Linked DNA regions of Homo sapiens: region 2 is linked to region 1. A link is an interaction called in ENCODE POLR2A ChIA-PET data of the cell type or tissue named here. Cell type or tissue: A673. All regions are shown on one strand. Region 1 overlaps MLXIPL (MLX interacting protein like). Region 2 overlaps STX1A (syntaxin 1A).

What was found. Peaks named below come from ENCODE experiments on the same cell type or tissue, not always from the same donor. Only the 100,000 strongest peaks of a DNase experiment are listed, where the experiment ranks them.
Region 2: POLR2A ChIA-PET joins it to region 1 with 18 read pairs; 14 of 35 experiments call an interaction of 5 or more read pairs at or near these places.

The regions. Positions count from the first base shown.
Region 1 is chr7:73,597,359-73,605,358 of GRCh38, forward strand. It overlaps MLXIPL (MLX interacting protein like), which reads right to left. Exons shown (of 17, transcript NM_032951.3): 8 at 2,168-2,337; 9 at 1-355. Among named protein-coding and RNA genes, the nearest start is that of TBL2, 23 kb to the left of the region's middle. RefSeq lists silencers at 4,481-4,775, 5,501-5,795 and enhancers at 5,472-6,008, 5,501-5,795. In A673, no CTCF peak of the experiment used is centred here; DNase peaks (open chromatin) are centred at 4,063, 4,573 and 4,953.
Region 2 is chr7:73,703,125-73,711,124 of GRCh38, forward strand. It overlaps STX1A (syntaxin 1A), which reads right to left. Exons shown (of 10, transcript NM_004603.4): 2 at 5,921-5,998; 3 at 5,465-5,564; 4 at 2,026-2,100; 5 at 1,226-1,299; 6 at 1,024-1,132; 7 at 631-704. LOC105375350 (a long non-coding RNA gene) reads left to right here. Exons shown (of 2, transcript XR_927656.3): 1 at 1-401; 2 at 1,708-2,064. Among named protein-coding and RNA genes, the nearest start is that of MIR4284, 4.2 kb to the right of the region's middle. RefSeq lists silencers at 718-847, 3,967-4,176 and an enhancer at 4,023-4,775. In A673, no CTCF peak of the experiment used is centred here; DNase peaks (open chromatin) are centred at 967, 1,467, 2,067, 4,357 and 2 weaker places; H3K4me3 peaks cover 1,708 bases; H3K27ac peaks cover 6,997 bases.

The DNA of each region.
Region 1 (8,000 bases):
GTAGAAGCTCTATGGGGAAGGGGGTGGGGGCTGGGCTGGGGACAGACTGTGGGGTGGGTGGGAAGGCTGCAGGAGCAGGCAGCGGAGACACTCCTGGGGCAGGAGGGACGGTGGGGAAGGGAAACCTGGGAGAGAAGAGAGGCTCTTCCTGCAGCAAAGCAGTGGGTGGTGCCATGGGAGGGAAGGGAGGTGGGGGGCAGGGCTCCAGGCCTGGCACCTTGGCAGGGGGAGGGTAATGCAGCAGAGGTGGGGGTACAGGAGGGGGTGGGAGCCGGGGCTTGGGGTCTTCAGGAAGGAGGAAATCAGAACTCAGGAAGGCGCTGGAGTCCAAGGGGCCAGGGCAGCTGTTCCGAGCCTGGTTGGGGGGACAGACAGACACTCAGAGAGCAGGGGAGAGAGCTGCCCCTGGCAGCCATCTGGGCCTCCCCTGCCCTGCCTTGCCCTGGCCAAACTCTAGACTGGGGCCCTGGGGAGAGATAGGAGAAATGAGCCCTGCCTTCCAACACACACAGGTGTGCGAACATATACATGCAGCAGGGAAATTACAATGAGAGGAGGGAGTCGAGTACATTTATGCAAAAAGCAGGAACAGCGGAGCATCAATCTTCCTGCCCGTCCATTTGTCTCCCAAATAACTTATTCATCCATCCATCCACTAACTTGTCCACCAATCCATCCACCAACCAACTCACCCATCCATTCATCATCCATCCATCCACTAACTTGTCCACTGATCCATCCACCAACCAACCTACCATTCCTTCATCATCCATCCACTAACTTCACCAATCCATCCACTAACCAACCCACCCATCCATTCATCAATTGTCCATCTACTACTTCATCCACCAATCTCTCCATCCATCCGTCTTCCATCCATTCACCTACCTATTTATCAATCTATGAACCAGCTCATCTACCACTCTCTCCACCAGCCTACCAGATATTAACATATTAACTAATCCATCCAACCATCTATACTTCCATCATTCATCCACCAACCCATCCATAATCCTTCCATCCATCCACCATCTATACATTTCCAGCCACTTAACCACCAATGAACCCATTCACTAATCCATTAAACTATTCATCTATGTATCCATCCACCAGCCCACCCATCCACCCAACCACTCACCTACCCATATATCCACCAACCCACGTGTGCCTCCACCGCAGTCTAAGATGCATCTATCCATTCACCAGCACGCCCATTCATCTGCACACTTGCTCATTCATTCAGTCACTGACTCACTCATTGGACAACCATTCACTGAGTGCTGTTATGTGCCTGAGCTGTATTAGGTATAGAGAATGCAGTGGTGAGCAAAACATAACCCTTTCAGTAAGGAGCTCACTGTCTGATGGAGGAGAGACACCCCTCAGCAACCGATTAGAATTAGCACCTGAAAAGTCTGATGATGGAGGGAAAAGGCCTATAACCAAGCAGCAGGAAGCAACTTCTGAACTGCACCTGGGGGCCAGGTGTGGTGGCTCACACCTGTAATCCCACCACCTTGGGAGGCCGAGGCGGGCGGACTACTGAGGTCAGGAGTTTGAGACCAGCCTGGGCAACATGGTGAAACCCTGTCTCTACTAAAAATACAAAAATAAGCCGGAAATCGCTTGAACACGGGAGGCGGAGGTTACAGTGAGCCGAGATCATGCCACTGCACTCGAGCCTAGGCGACAGAGTGAGACTCTGTCTCAAAGAAAAAAAAAAAAAAGAATTGCATATGGGGAATTGATGAACCAAAATGGTAGATTCACTGTTTCCTAAACATCCACGCTCAGCTTTCTGCCTCGAAGCTTTTGTTCCTGCTGTTCTCCCATCTGGCTTGAGGTCAGCCAGTCCCTTCTGTCCAAAGCTGACCTATTCTCTAAGGCCCAGAAACTCCCCTTCTCCAGGAAGCCTTCCACAAGCAACTGGCCCTTGGTGGAGCCCATTCCATGGTCTCCATGCCCTTAGCTTTCTCCCACAACCGTTTTGTCCAGTTCTGCTTCACGGGGTCCCTCCCAGAGGGCAGAGATGGGGTCTTTCTTTCCCTCCAATCTCCAAGCAGAAGACTGGGCACTCAGGGAGTGTCTGATACCTCCTGGACATGAACAGGGCAGGAACAGCTCTCAAGTGAGCTACACAGGGCTGGACGGGGTGGGGTGAGCTCACCTGCAGACGGCTGTGTCCAGAGAGGTGGGTCATGGCCGAGGAAGCCGGGGGCACCTCTGGGCCCAGGGTCCCACTGCTGAAGAGGGAGTCAACCACGGGGCTGAAGCTGGGGGGCTCTGGGAAGTTTGAAGGCATGGGCGGCTGTGGGAGGCGGGAGTTGGTAAAGAAATCTGTAATTCAGACACACAGGGCAACAGCAGTTAGGGCCAGGGCTATGGCTGGGAAACAGCTGAGAGGAGAGTGGCCTGTCCCCAGCCTTGGCGGGTGGGGACATGGGGACTGGCGGGCAGAGGGTGGGGGTCCCTTCCACAGAAGATTGTGAAACTGGGAGGGTTTCTGTCTCGATTAGGGGAAGCAGCAACCGTCTTGGGTGGAATGAGCTTGCGTGGGAGAGAGCAGGGGACTGTGGATGTGAACAGGGACCCCAGGAAGGAGCCCCCTCCCCTCCCCAGCCCCAGGCTTAGCTCAGGAAGTCCCCCTCCCCACCCCCTGGTGGCTCCCCTTCCCTGATCTGCTGGAGGTGCAGAAAGGGGGTGCCCAGAGCGAGTGCCAGGGTGGAAAAGGGGTACGGTGCTAGGGGAGGAGGCCTGGCATGGGAGGGGCCCCAGGGTGGCAGAAGTTCAAGAGGGTGAGTTGGAGATGAGGGGGAACGTGAGGTCACTGGGTCCGGGACAAGCTTGGTTTGTTGGAAGGTCAACAGGTGGAGCCTAGGAGTGGGGTGAAGAGTGTAATGGGGCGAGAGGGGCCTAAGGCTGGGCTCCGAGTGGGGTGGGGGCGAGAGGGGCCTAAGGGTGGGCTCTGAGTGGTGTGTGGGCAAGAGGGAGATATGGGTGGGCTCTGAGTGGGATGGGGGTGAGGGGGGTGCCTAAGGCTGGGCTCCAAGTGGGGTGTGGGCAAGAGGGGCTAAGGGTGGGCTCTGAGTGGGGTGGGGGCGAGAGGGGCCTAAGGGTGGGTTCTGAGTGGGGTGTGGGCAAGAGGGGGATACGGGTGGGCTCCAAGTGGGGGGGGGGTGAAGGGGGACCTAAGACTGGGCTCCAAGTGGGGTGGGGGCAAGAGGGGCTAAGGGTGGGCTCCAAGTAGGGTGGGGATGAGAGGGGGCCTAAGGGTGGGCTCCGAGTGGGGTGGGGGCGAGAGGGGCCTAAGGCTGGGCTCCGAAAGGGGTGGGGGCGAGAGGGGCCCTAAGGGTGGGCTCTGAGTGGGGTGGGGGCGAGAGGGGCCTAAGGGTGGGCTCTGAGTGGGGTGGGGCAAGGGGTCTGGGAAGCCTGCGAGAGCTGGGGGAGGCAGTAGCGGATTGTTTGGGGTGCGGGTTGTGTAAGTCCTGGGCTATTCTGGTTTTGGGAAGCAGCTGGCCACGGCCTGACCACATCCCGGGCCTGGGCGCCGCCCGCCCACCCGCTCCCTTCCGGGCACCTTTCTCTGACCCTGACCAGCCTGTGATCCGTGCCAGCTCCTGAGGCCTCTTAGTCTGGGCAGTTCCGACCCCACCGTGACAACTCCCCACAGACCTGGGTGGGCCCCAGCTCCCAGTTTTTTCCCTCCCACCCCCCTGCCAGGAGAGCTGCTCAAGTCTGCCTCCCAGGAGCCACCTCCAAGGAGACCAGGAGTCAGTTAGATAAGGTCACCCCAAACCCAGAACCCACTGCAGGGTCAAGTGTGTGTGTGTGTGTGTGTGTGTGTGTGTGTGTGTGTGTTTGTGTCTTCACCCCCAACCCCATCCCCCAGAGATAGAATCGTGCTATGTTGCCCAGGCTGGTCTCAAACTTCTGGCCTCAAGCCATCCTCCTGCCTCAGCCTCCTAAAGTGCTGGGATTATAATGAGCTTGCGTGGGAGACAGCAGGGGACTGTGGGTGTGAACAGGAACCCCAGGAAGCAGTCCCCTCCCCTGCACAGCACCAGGCTTAGCTCAGGAAGTCCCCCTTCCCATCCCCTGGTGGCTCCCTTTCCCTGATCTGCTGGTACAGAAAGGAGGTGCCCAGAGAGAATGCCAGGGTGGGAAAGGGGTGCAGGGCGAGGGGAGGAAGTTAGCCACCGTGCCTTGCTGTCACCCAGGTTGGAATGCGGTGGCACCATCTCGGCTCACTGCAACCTCCACCTCCTGGGTTCAAACGATTCTCATGCCTCGGCTTCCCGAGTAGCTGGGATTACAGGCATGCACCACCACACTCAGCTAATTTTTGTATTTTTTAGCAAAAATGGGGTTTTGCCATGTTGCCCGGGCTGGTCTCAAACTCCTGAGCTCAAGCGATCCTCCTGCTTTGGCCTCCTAAAGTGCTGGGATGACAGGAGTGAGTCACCGCGCCCGGCCCTGTGTGTCGTCAGTGGCTTTGCTTTGCAGGAGGGTGCAGAGCCTGTGTGTTGCAGTCGCTGAACCCTGGAGTCTCAGCATGGGGTCTGCACGCAGCCTCTGCCTACCCTCTGGGTGTCTGTCGCTCCGTCTGAGGCCATGTGAACCTGTCCTGCCATGATAGCATGGTGCACGTGCGTCTGCTCTGTGCCTGTCCGCGTGTCTAACCTCATGGCAAAACGGTGTCTTCTTGCTGTCCACCTGCCTGCCTGCCTGCCTGCCTGCCTTCCTGCCTGCCTGCCTGCCTGCCTGCCTGCCTGCCTTCCTTCCTTCCTTCCTTCCTTCCTTCCTTCCTTTCTTTCCCTCTCTCTCTTTCTTTCATCTCTCTCTCTCTCTTTCTCTCTTTCTTTCTTTTTTTTTTTTTGAGATGGAGTCTCGCTCTGTAGCCCAGGCTGGGGTACAGTGGCACGATCTCGGCTCACTGCAGCCTCCCAGGTTCAAACAATTCTCCTTGCCTCAGCCTCCTGAGTAGCTGGGATTACAGGCCCCCCTGCTGCCTTTCTTTAAAAGGGGGACCAGGCCAGGCGCGGTGGCTCACGCCTGTAATCCCAGCACTTTGAGAGGCTGAGGTGGACGGATCACCTGAGGTCAGGAGTTCGAGACCAGCCTGGCCAATGAGGGGAAACCCCGTTTCTACTAAAAAAAAAAAAAATACAAAAATTAGTCAGGCGTGGTGGCGGGCGCCTGTAGTCCCAGCTATTCTGGAGGCTGAGACAGGAGAATTGCTTGAACCCGGGAGGTGGGGGTTGCAGTGAGCCAAGATGATGCCACTGCACTCCAGCCTGGGCAACAGAGCAAGATTCCATCTCAAAAAAAGGGGGACCAGGTGGGAGATGGCGAGTGGTCACTGCTGCTCCCCCATCTCCCAGGGTCCACAGTTCCTGTCACTAGGTCCCCGAGGCCCTGGCTCTAGAATCAGCCTCATGCTGTGCCTGGCCCCAGGCCGCTGAGGGCCTAGGGCTCCTCCCTGCTCACAGCTGCTGCCCACTCCCTGGGTCCCGGGCAGGGGTCATGGGGCCGCAAGGCCCTCTCATCCCTGAGTCACCAGCCACCCGCTTACCATCGTTGCCCAGGCCTGTCCCCACCCTGCCTTGAGAGAAGTTGCTTCCCAGCCCGAGCTGCTCACCAGGGCCCAAGTCCCTCCCTAGCCTCTGTCCCCTCCACGGACCTGACCTGTCATCCCCTCCCTGAGCTCCTCTGCCTCTGGCTGCCTCCCTGAGCACCCCTCACTAAGCCTCCTGCCTCCATAGAGTTCTGGTCCCCTCCCTGGGTTTCCAGCCAGACCTCCCCAGTGGGAGGCTCTTGGGGGCAACGAGAGCTGCCGTCTTGGTGGTACCAGTGCGCTCTGCCCTCTGGGTACACGGAATGTTTGATAAGAGAGGGCCACACGAGCCACCTCCTCTGTGTGGCCCACACTTTTTCCCCCATGCGCCAGCAGCCACCCGGGCTTGCCAGACATCGCCTCCTAGCCCCAGTCCCTGCTGGTCTTGCCCAGACCCCAGGTGGGGGTGGCTGGGCTCCTACCTGTGGCCGGGCGCTGTGTGCCCAGACAGGGCCGCTGCCCTCCCAGGCTGGCCTGCTCCCAGGGCACTGCCATGCACACTTCTGCCCCTGGGCAGCCCCCACCCCCTCCCGGGACTGGAACAGGGGTGGGGGTGGTTCCTCATTCCCTAGTTCCCGCCCCATAGGCCTCCACCTCTTGATTGACAGGCCCAGGACCCCGTGGGGAAGGAATTAGGAGGTCACTAAGACTAAGCTTTATCCCAGGGACCCTCTTTCTGTCCCCAGGGGCTTCGATGAGACGGGCTGAGCCTGGATATCTACCTGGCCCGCACATAGCTCCGGGGGTCCCTAAATGTGTGGCTATCGGGAATAACCTGCAAGACCTACAGCGAAGTGAGGAAGGCCACTTGGAAAGTCAATTGTGAAAACAGAGACATTTGTCCACATGTGCTTCTACTGACAGGAGCATCTCTGGGAGGACACTGAGGAATCAGTAACTTGGTGGCCCTGTGGTCAGGAGAGGGAGGCAGGGACACTCATGACTTACAAAAATTGCTTTAGGCCAGACGCGGTAGCTCACACCCGTAATCCCAGCACTTTGGGAGTCCGAGGTGGGAGGATCGCTTGAGGTCAGGAGTTCAAAACCAGCCTGGCCAACATGGCAAAACCCCGTCTCTACTAAAAATACAAAAAGTAGCTGGGTGTGGTGGCACATGCCTGTAATCCCAGCTACTCAGGAGGCTGAGGCACAAGAATCGCTTGAACCTGGGAGGCGGAAGCTGCAGTGAGCTGAGATGGACTCACTGCATTCCAACCTGGGTGACAGAGTGAGACTCCGTCTCAAAAAAAAAAAAAAAAAAAAAAAAAAAAGCTTTACAAGATATGATGCATGCCTGGGATTTTCTTTAAAATAACGCACTGGGCACGGTGGCACACACCTGTAATCCCAGCACTTTGGGAGGCTGAGGTGGGAGGATCTCTTGAGCCCAGGAGTTCTAGACCAGCCTGGGCAATACAGGGAGGCCCTGTCTCTTCAAAACATAAAAAAAATTAGCCAGGCATAATGGTGCGTGCCTGTGGTCCCAGCTACTCGGGAGGCTGAGGTGGGAGGATCACTTGAGCCTGGGAGGTTGAGGCTGCAGTGAGCTGTGATTGTGCCACTGTACTCCAGCCTGGGCAACAGAATGAGACCCTGTCTCAAAAATAAATTAAATTAAAATAAAATAAAATAGAAACATAACAGAAGAGAAGGAATGTTCTCGGATAAAAGACTGGCCAAGAGTTGATAAGTCGGTGACATCAGTGATGGTGACTTGGGAGGTTTTTGCTGAGCTACTCTTTCTCTACTAGTGTGTGCATGTTTGAAATGTTCTCTAGTAAATAGTTTTATTTTTTATTTTAATTTTTTTGAGACAGAGTCTTGCTCTGTCACCCAGGCTGGAGTGCAGTGGCGCGATCTCGGCTCACTGCAACCTCTGCCTCTCAGGTTCAAGCAATTCTCCCACCTCAGCCTCCTGAGTAGCTGGGATCACAGGTGCCTGCCACCACGCCCAGCTAATTTTGGTACTTCTAGTAGAGATGGGGTTTCACCATATTGGTCAGGTTGGTCTCGAACTCCTGACGTCAGGTGATCTGCCTGACTCGGCCTCCCAAAAGTGCTGGGATTACAGGTGTGAGCCACCATGCCCAGCCTAGCAAATAGTTTTAAAATGCATTGTGTGAAAAATAAATAGACCCAAATAATTCAAAGTTCTTCTCTCCCCTGAGAGAGTCCCAGCCTTCACTGCTTTCTTGGGAGCCCCTGGTTCCCTGGCCAGGTACTCTCTTGGGCCCTGCCCCCATTGGAGGCCACACCAGCTGGACAAAAGGAGACCAGGAAGAACCCTCAGAAACCACCCAGACCTGCCAGGCATGGTGGCTCATGCCTGTAATCCCAGCACTTTGGGAGGCCAAGGCAAGAGGATGGCTTGAGCTCAGGAGTTTGG
Region 2 (8,000 bases), 110 kb after region 1:
TGCTACCTGGCTCTGCCACATGCTAGCTGTTACCTAATTTCTCTGCAAGCCAATCTCCTACCTGTAACGTGGGGCTAGTGACACTTTCCACCTGTGCTGGCCACAGAGCGAGTGCTCAGTGACAGTCCTTATCACCAGCATTTTGCAGAGCCGAAGTTGACTGCCCCGTGGACCCAAGCCTGGAACTGCCTTTCTCCCGTCCCTTCCCCCACATTGAATGTGACTGCTCCTCCCCTCTCTCCTGGAACTCACAGCCCCAAGCCTGCCTCGAACACCTGTGTGCCACATCCTTCAGGGAGCACCCCTGCCCGGCTTCACGTGAACACAGAAATGGCCAAATGTCCTCCAGGAGAGGAAAAGGGCCCACGGATAAGAGGAGGAGCCGCTGGCCGCCGGCGAAAGTGAGTCCAACTGGGAGGCATCAGGAGACAGGGGTCTTGAGTCCACCTTTGCCGCTGACATTTATGTGACCTCAGCCTGGTGTTTTCCCCTCTCTGGGACTCTTCCTTCCCTAAAACCTGCCTTACAAGGGGTCTGTGTCCAAATACTGTCCAGACCCAGCACTAGGGGTCATGGACGTAGGGAACATGGTGAGGGGGTCATGGCAGGAGGGATGGGGCCTACACTCACCCCAGAGGCAAAGATGGCGGGGTTCCCACTCTCCAGCATGTCCTCCAGCTCCTCACTGGTCGTGGTCCTGCCGGCTGCAAGCGAGTGGGGTCACACTGAGCCCAGCCCTCTTCGGGGAGTTCAGCAGCAGCATTGGGCCCCGCCCCCTCCGTCCCAGGCCCGGGCTCCCCCCAGCCCCGAGCTCAGCGGCAGCCTCAGGCCCCGCCCCCCCGGCCCTTAACACAGCAGCCGCCTCAGGCCCCCGCCCCTCCAGCCCCAAACTCAGCAGCTGCCTCGGGCCACCCGCCTCGGGCCCCTAACTAAGCAGCAGCCTTGAGCCACGCACTCAGCAGCAGACTCGGGCCCCGCCCCTCCAGGCTCCAGGCCCCGCCCCAGGCCCCACCCCCAGCTCACTGATCTCCAGCTGCCTCTGGATGCGGCCTTTGCAGCGCTCGCGGTAGTCGGACTGCGTGGCGTTGTACTCCGACATGACCTCCACAAACTTTCTGGACAGCGTGGAGTGCTGGGGGCCCGAGATGGAGGTGCAGGGGTCAGGCCCTGCGGGGACCGACCCAGAGACTCAGGTGCCCGCCCATCCTAGACTCCGTGGCCGCACCTGTGTCTTCCGGATCCTCAGGTCAGCGGAGGAGCGGTTCAGGCCTTCCTCTTGCTCGATGGACTGCTCGATGCCTGGGGGCACAGGTGGCTGCTAAGTCATAACCAGGCCCCTTCAACCCCGTCCCCTACCCGCACACCCAGCATCTATCCACCTTCCCACATCCCCTAGGGTATGTGTGTGGCCTGTGGCTGGTGGGATCAGTGCCAGGCACCGATGGAGGAGGGGCCTACAGAAGCCCTTCCAGCTGTGACGCTGTGTGGTGTGTGCATGTGTGTAAATGCACACCCACTCCAAGCTCTGCGTGTGTGTGAGGTCTGGTAGCTCCGGCCACCCTATGCCTGGGTACCACTCCTTTTCTGCTCAGAAAGGCTGTGTACGAGGGACCATGCCCACAGCGGGGAGAGCCAGGTGGCCCCTCCTGCAGGGCATGTGGCCCCGAGGCCTTGGCACTCATGGGGTGCACGTGTCTGTTCACCCAGAATACCGGGCTTCTGCAAGAGACCAGGAAGTACTGGCCACTTCTTCAACCCTCTTTAGCAGAGGTGAGGGGCAGTGCCCATCCAGAGTGGAGCCCTCCCTCGCCAAAGCCTTAGGTGGGTGTGTCCCTGGGCCCAGCCCAGAGTCTGGCACCAACGGGCCTTGCCAAGTAGCTGCTGAGTGAATGGGCACATGACGCCACCCTCAGAAAGGAAAGCAAGATCCGGCGCACCCCCTCAGGGCGAGCAAAACCCCATGGGCTCCGCAGAGGAAGCAGGCCTAGAATGCCCCCCACCCACCCCCAGACAAGCCTGACTCACTCTTTAACTTGGAACGAACTTTGTTTGCTGTCTTCTTTATGTCGGACATGAGTTCTTCCAGCTCCTCCTTCGTCTCTGGGGAGGTAGAAAGGGTGGGGGTAGGCCTCCTAGGCTCCGCGGGGACTGATGTGCAGGCTCAGCCTCCAGCCCAGGGGGCCCAGTGGGAGGCTCTGGGAAGATCCCTGTTCTCCCCTGTTCCCCTGGCTAAGGCTCTGCCTGCCCGCCCCCCTCCCCCAATTCTGGGCCAGGGCTGCACCAGCTGCAGCTTCACCCCCTCTTGTGCTGTCTTCGGAGGAGCCTCCCTTCCTCCTTTGCTGGCGCCCCCACCCCCTGGAGATAACAGATGGGTCTAAATTTAAGGCAGAAGTAATTGTGGAGCAGCTGGCGATGCTGGAGTTGGCGCCGGGAACAGTGACTTGATGCTTGCTGGAGTTGAAGGGGTGGGGGGGCGGTGTGGGCTCACCTGGTGTTACCTGGTGGCTCAGGAGGGTACGCAGCCAGGCAGGGGGTTGACAGGGGACCACCCCACACTCCCTGAGTCATATGCGCAAACACTCTGGGTGGGGCAGACCTTGCTGTTCCCACAAAGCTACGCCTCCCTGGGTGCTAAGTACCTGGCGGGCGGAAGAGGGCAAGGGGTGGATGGCCTGGGTGGGCGCTGATGTGGGCCCTCAGGTCCAAAGAGGTGGGCACAGTTGGCCCTGGCCGTGGCAGGTAGCTGGGGCCCTGGTGAAATTGGACGAGGGTGGTGACATAGTGTTTTGTGGCCCTTGTTCCAACTAGAACCATCTCCCTAAAGCTGGCAGAGGCCATGGGGGTGCCCAGCTTGCCCCCCTGCCTGAGAGAAGCTGGATGGAAAAGTGGGACAAGACAGCTGCCTCCCTTGGGGGTGCTCCTGGCAACACCCCAGTCTCAGGACACCCCCAGGACTCTGCCCCGAGAGAAGCCGGGACTGAGCTCTGGCTATCACCTTCCCACCTGCCCCTCTGCTTGCCCCTGGGGCTGGGGTTTGTCCTAGAGGGGACAGGGAGGGGTGTTGAGAGTGGTCTATCAGGAAGGCCCCGGATGGGGTCACCTCCCAAGTGGAATGCAGTGAGGTGGAGCGGGGAAGGGGGGGTTCCGAGGCGCGGAGGAGGGCGCCTCATCCGTAGGAACAAAGGAAAAGTCGGTTACCAGCTGCTCTGACGTCTCAGCCTCTTTTGCTCAGACCCAAAATAGCCCAGGCCGGATGGCAGCCCCCAGAGGAGGCAGAGCCTGCCTTGCCCGGGAGAGCCCCCCACTCATTGCCATCTTTCCTTGAGACTTCTCCTTAACTCTGTGCCGCCTGTGCCCTAGAACCCCCAACATGAGCCCCCTCCTCTTAGCGAGAGCCTGGGACTCCGCCAGGTCTCAACTGCTCAGCTCACGGGTGGTGACTCAGAACCGGTCCCTATGACTGTGCATGACACCGCAGCAGGAGACGGTGCAGGAGGTGGCCTGCAGGAGCCCAAGGTGTGGAGCAGACAGCTCTGCTGCCCCATGCCCGCCCCACCTGCCAGCAGTGAGAGACCCACTCCCCTGCTCTTTAGAGCCCTCCGTCCCCACCCCACAATCAGCCACCTCCTGACCCTGAGCAGGAACAGCCCACAGAGGGACACACAGTGACCCAGATACCTCTGGGCGCACAGACATCCGTCTCATGCTGCCATCCAACAAATCTCTCAGGCAAGGAGCTCAGCGTGGTGAGCCCTGGGCGTCCCTCTCTCCCTCCTGCCCTTCCTGAGGCAGTCCACCCTGCTCCCACCTGACCCATTTTGCCTTCTGAGGGCGGGGCACTGGCTTAGTTGGTGTGGCACTGACCTGGGTTCATGCACACTTTGGGGCTGTGAAAAGATTTACTCTGGGTTCTTGAAGATGCCAGTGGGCTTGGGGGTGAGGGGTCATAGACCAGGAGGCCGTGCTGGAGGTGAGAAGAAAATCTGACCCCGGGCACCTGGGTGGCCAGCGCTTGCCTCCCTCAAACACCTGATGGCTGCATCCCTGGGGCTCATGGTGAGCCCCCCTCCAGGGAAGGGCACCTATGCCATCAGCCTGGCATCTCTCAGTGTAGTAAACAACATCTCAACAGGAACATGAGGACCGGGTCAGGGGGACCTGTCTGGGGACAGAGTGCGAGCCTGACACACAGGCTCCCAGTGTGGAGGGAGAGGGGTGACTTCCTGGAGCCCTGAGAATGCCCGCCCCGGGGTGCCACATGGCCAGGTGCCAGGGCTGCCAGCTCCTTCCGGAAGCTCTGCCTGCTTGGCCAGCTTGCCCTCCCACAGCGCTGACGACTTAGAGCTGCCATCTGCTCCCCTGGGAGGCGAGGGGAGGGGCGGGGCTGGACCGAGAGGCCTTCCTATTGATCACAGACAGCTTCCTCCTTCCCTCCTTCCTTCCCTCGCTCCCAGAAGCCCAGGGCTGCAGCCAGCCCAGTTGCCTTAGAAAAAAGCCAGTTCGAAATGAAAAAAAATACCTTCTTGGGGCTGGGCGTGGGGGCTCATGCCTGTAATCCCAGCACTTTGGGAGGCCGAGGCGGGCGGATCACCTGAGGTCGGGAGTTCGAGACCAGCCTGACCAATATGGAGAAACCCCATCTTTACTAAAAATACCAAAAATTAGCCGGGCGTGGTGGCGCATGCCTGTAATCCCAGCTACTTGGGAGGCTGACGTAGGAGAATTGCTTGAACCTGGGAGGCGGAGGTTGCAGTGAGCCGAGATGGCACCACTGCACTGCAGCCTGGGTGACAGAGCAAGACTCCGTCTTGAAAAAAAAAAAAAGAAAAAAGAAAAGAAAAAAGGAAAAAAGCCAGTTCGGCTGGGCGCGGTGGCTCATGCCTGTAATCCCAGCACTTTGGGAGGCTGAAGCAGGTGGATCACGAGGTCAGGAGATCAAGACTGTCTTGGCCAACATGGTGAAACCCCGTCTCTACTAAAATACAAAAAATTAGCCGGGCATGGTGGCGCGTGCCTGTAATCCCAGCTACTTGGGAGGCTGAGGCAGGGGAATCGCTTGAACCCGGAAGGCAGAGGTGGCAGTGAGCTGAGATTGTGCCACTGCACTCCAGCCTGGCGACAGAGCAAGACTCCATCTCAAAAAAAAAAAAAAAAAAAGAAAAAAAGAAAAAAAAGGCCAGTTCACCTGGGAAGGGCGGGGCCGATCGCCTCTCCCATCACCCAAGTCTTTCATGGAGACCTGGTCTGGCCGGCCTGGGATGCTGGGTACTGACCCCCCAGTTCCAAGCCGGGGACAGCTGCATTTCCCAAGGCTTCTCGTGAAACCCTCCCGACCCTGGCCCGCCCAGACACTCCTAAGCCCACCAGCCATGAAGGCTGCAGAGGTCCCGTGAGGCCTCCCTGGCAGCAGCCCCTTCCCGAGGCTTGTGGGGCCTGAAACCCGTCCCCCGCCCCACACACTCACTCTCATCGGGGTTGGGGGATGCCAGGATGGCACTGTGCTTCCGCTTCACCTCCTCCACGTTCTCTGCGATCTTGTCAATGAAGCCTCGAATCTCCTCCACCTGCGGACCAAGGCCAGGTGGTCAGGAGAAGGAAATCAGGGGAGAAGCCTTCTGGGGCCCAGAGATGGCCCAGAGTAGGGCTGCGGTCAGGGCTCAGGGGGAGGACGGGCCAGGCTCCGGGTGCTGGGGTGCAGTGGGGGTGCATCCTTCCAGACCCAGATGGGGAGGAGTGTGATCCCAGATTTAGCTCCGCTCTGAGCTTCCATCTATTCACCCTCAAAACGGTTCATTCGTTGGCACCCCGGAGCTGCTGAGCCAGGTGCAGGTGTGAAAGAGCACTGAACCTGGCTCAGAGGCGAGAGTGGCCCCCCAAGTTCTGCCAGTGTGCGGGAAGGGTGGGGTGTGCTGGCTCCCACCTGCTCAAAGAACTCATCCATGAAGCGGTCTCGGTCCACGGTGACAGCGACATCATCATCATCATCGCTGTCCTTGGCCTGTGCGGGGTTGTGCACACATAAGTGGACGTATGTACAGGACCCACCTGTACACACGCAGGTGCCCAGGGTACAGCGCCAGGGCCCTGCCCCTCCCCCTCTCCCTGGGGGCCTCTGGGCAGGGACAAGAACAGGCCTGGCTGTTCCGCTCCCAGCCACAGTAAGATCTGGAGGACCACTGGGGGCCCGGCACAGAGAGAGGAACCTTGCCTGATACACTGGTGTCAAGGCCAAGTCTCAGCCTCTGGGCCAGGGACTTCCTCCCTCACCTATCTGCCTGCCCCCTCCCTGTGGCTGGGGAGGCAAGCGAGCCTGGGGCCGGCCGCTCTGTCTGGGCCCTCTGGGTCCCCTAGGCCCCTAGGACAGCTGCCTGGAAAGTGCATTCTCTACTCTCCTGGCCCTGTGGTTTACACACACACACACAAACACATACACACATCTGTAGAGTTGAGGTCTTGCTGTGTCACCCAGGCTGGAGTGCAGGGGTGCAATCACAGCTCACTGCAGCCTTAAACACCTGGGCTCAAGCGATCCTCCCAACTCAGCATCCCGAGTAGCTGGAATTATAGGTTTCCACAACCATGCCTGGCTCCAGTGGTTTTAATTCAGGTGGAGCCCAGAGGTCCCAAGCTCCCTTTCCAGAGTGGGCCCTATAAGGGGAGACCTGCCTACTGTGTCCCAGCCCTGGGCACCACTAAACCCCAGTCCCGAGGTGGCACGGATCAGATCTCTTAGGAATCTCCTGTGAGTCTTTTTTTAAAACAGTTTTTAAATTTAATTTTTATTTTTGTAGAGACGGGGGTCTCACTGTGTTACCCAGGCTGGTCTTGAACTCCTGGCCTCAAGCGATCCTCCTGCCTCAGCCTTCCAAAGCACTGGGATTGTAGGTGTGAGCCACTGCACTTGGCCTCCCTGTCGGTCTTGCCATTGGACCTCGGTCTGCCTCCTTCCAGTCCCCAGACCTGGGCCCAGCAGGCACAAGGGGACAGTCATGTTGCCACTTGGCTTGGGTCCTGCCTTAGGCCTCAGCCACAGTTACAAGCCCCACTCCACTGTCCCAGGACCAGCTGTACAAAAGCCACCCCCATCGTGGGGCAGGGGTAATCATACTTCTGACTTCCCAGCATGCTGCGCACAATTATTACTGTCTGCCTCATACCGCCAGTTGGCCAGGGTCAGCCCACGCTGCTGGCAAGGCCAGGTCTCTCTCTGCAGCCAAGGCAAGGATATCCGGGGTGGCCACCCTGGGGCAGGGACTGAGGTCTCTCAGCCTGGGGCTCAGGGCTTGTTCCCACCTCTTTTATTTTTATTTTTTTATTTTTTGAGAGAGTCTCGCACTGTCACCTAGGCTGGAGTGCAGTGGTGTGATCTTGGCTCACTGCAACCTCCACCTCCTGGGTTCAAGCAATTCTCCTGCCTCAGCCTCCCGAGTAGCTGGGATTACAGGTGCATGCCACCATGCCCAGCTAATTTTTGTATTTTTAGTAGAGACAGGTTTCACTATGTTGGCCAGGCCGGTCTCGAACTCCTGACCTCAGGTGATCCACCCGCCTCGGCCTCCCAAAGTACTGGGATTACAGGCGTGAACCACCACATCTGATCTTGTTCCCACCTCATTTCTGAGTGCCTCACGGGAGTGGCCACTGACTAGCTCAGCACTGACCCCACCTCGGTGCTCTCGCGTCAGGACGGAGGCAGGTGGAGGTTGAGGGGCTGAGAGAACTGATGGGACTCATCAGGCTGGGCCTTAACCCCTCTGGCTCTATTTACTCTTCTGTGAAATGGGGACAGTGACACCTGGCTGCATGGAGGGAGGGCTGAGAAAAAGTGGGGAAGCAGGGCAGGTATGTTTGTTTGATTGATGGATGGACTGATTGATTGATTGAGACAGGGTCTCGCTCTGTCACCCAGGCTGGAGTGCAGTGGCACAATCATAACTCCCTGTAGCCTCAACCTCCCGGGCTCAAGCCATCCTTTCACTTCAGCCTCCCAAGCAGCTGGG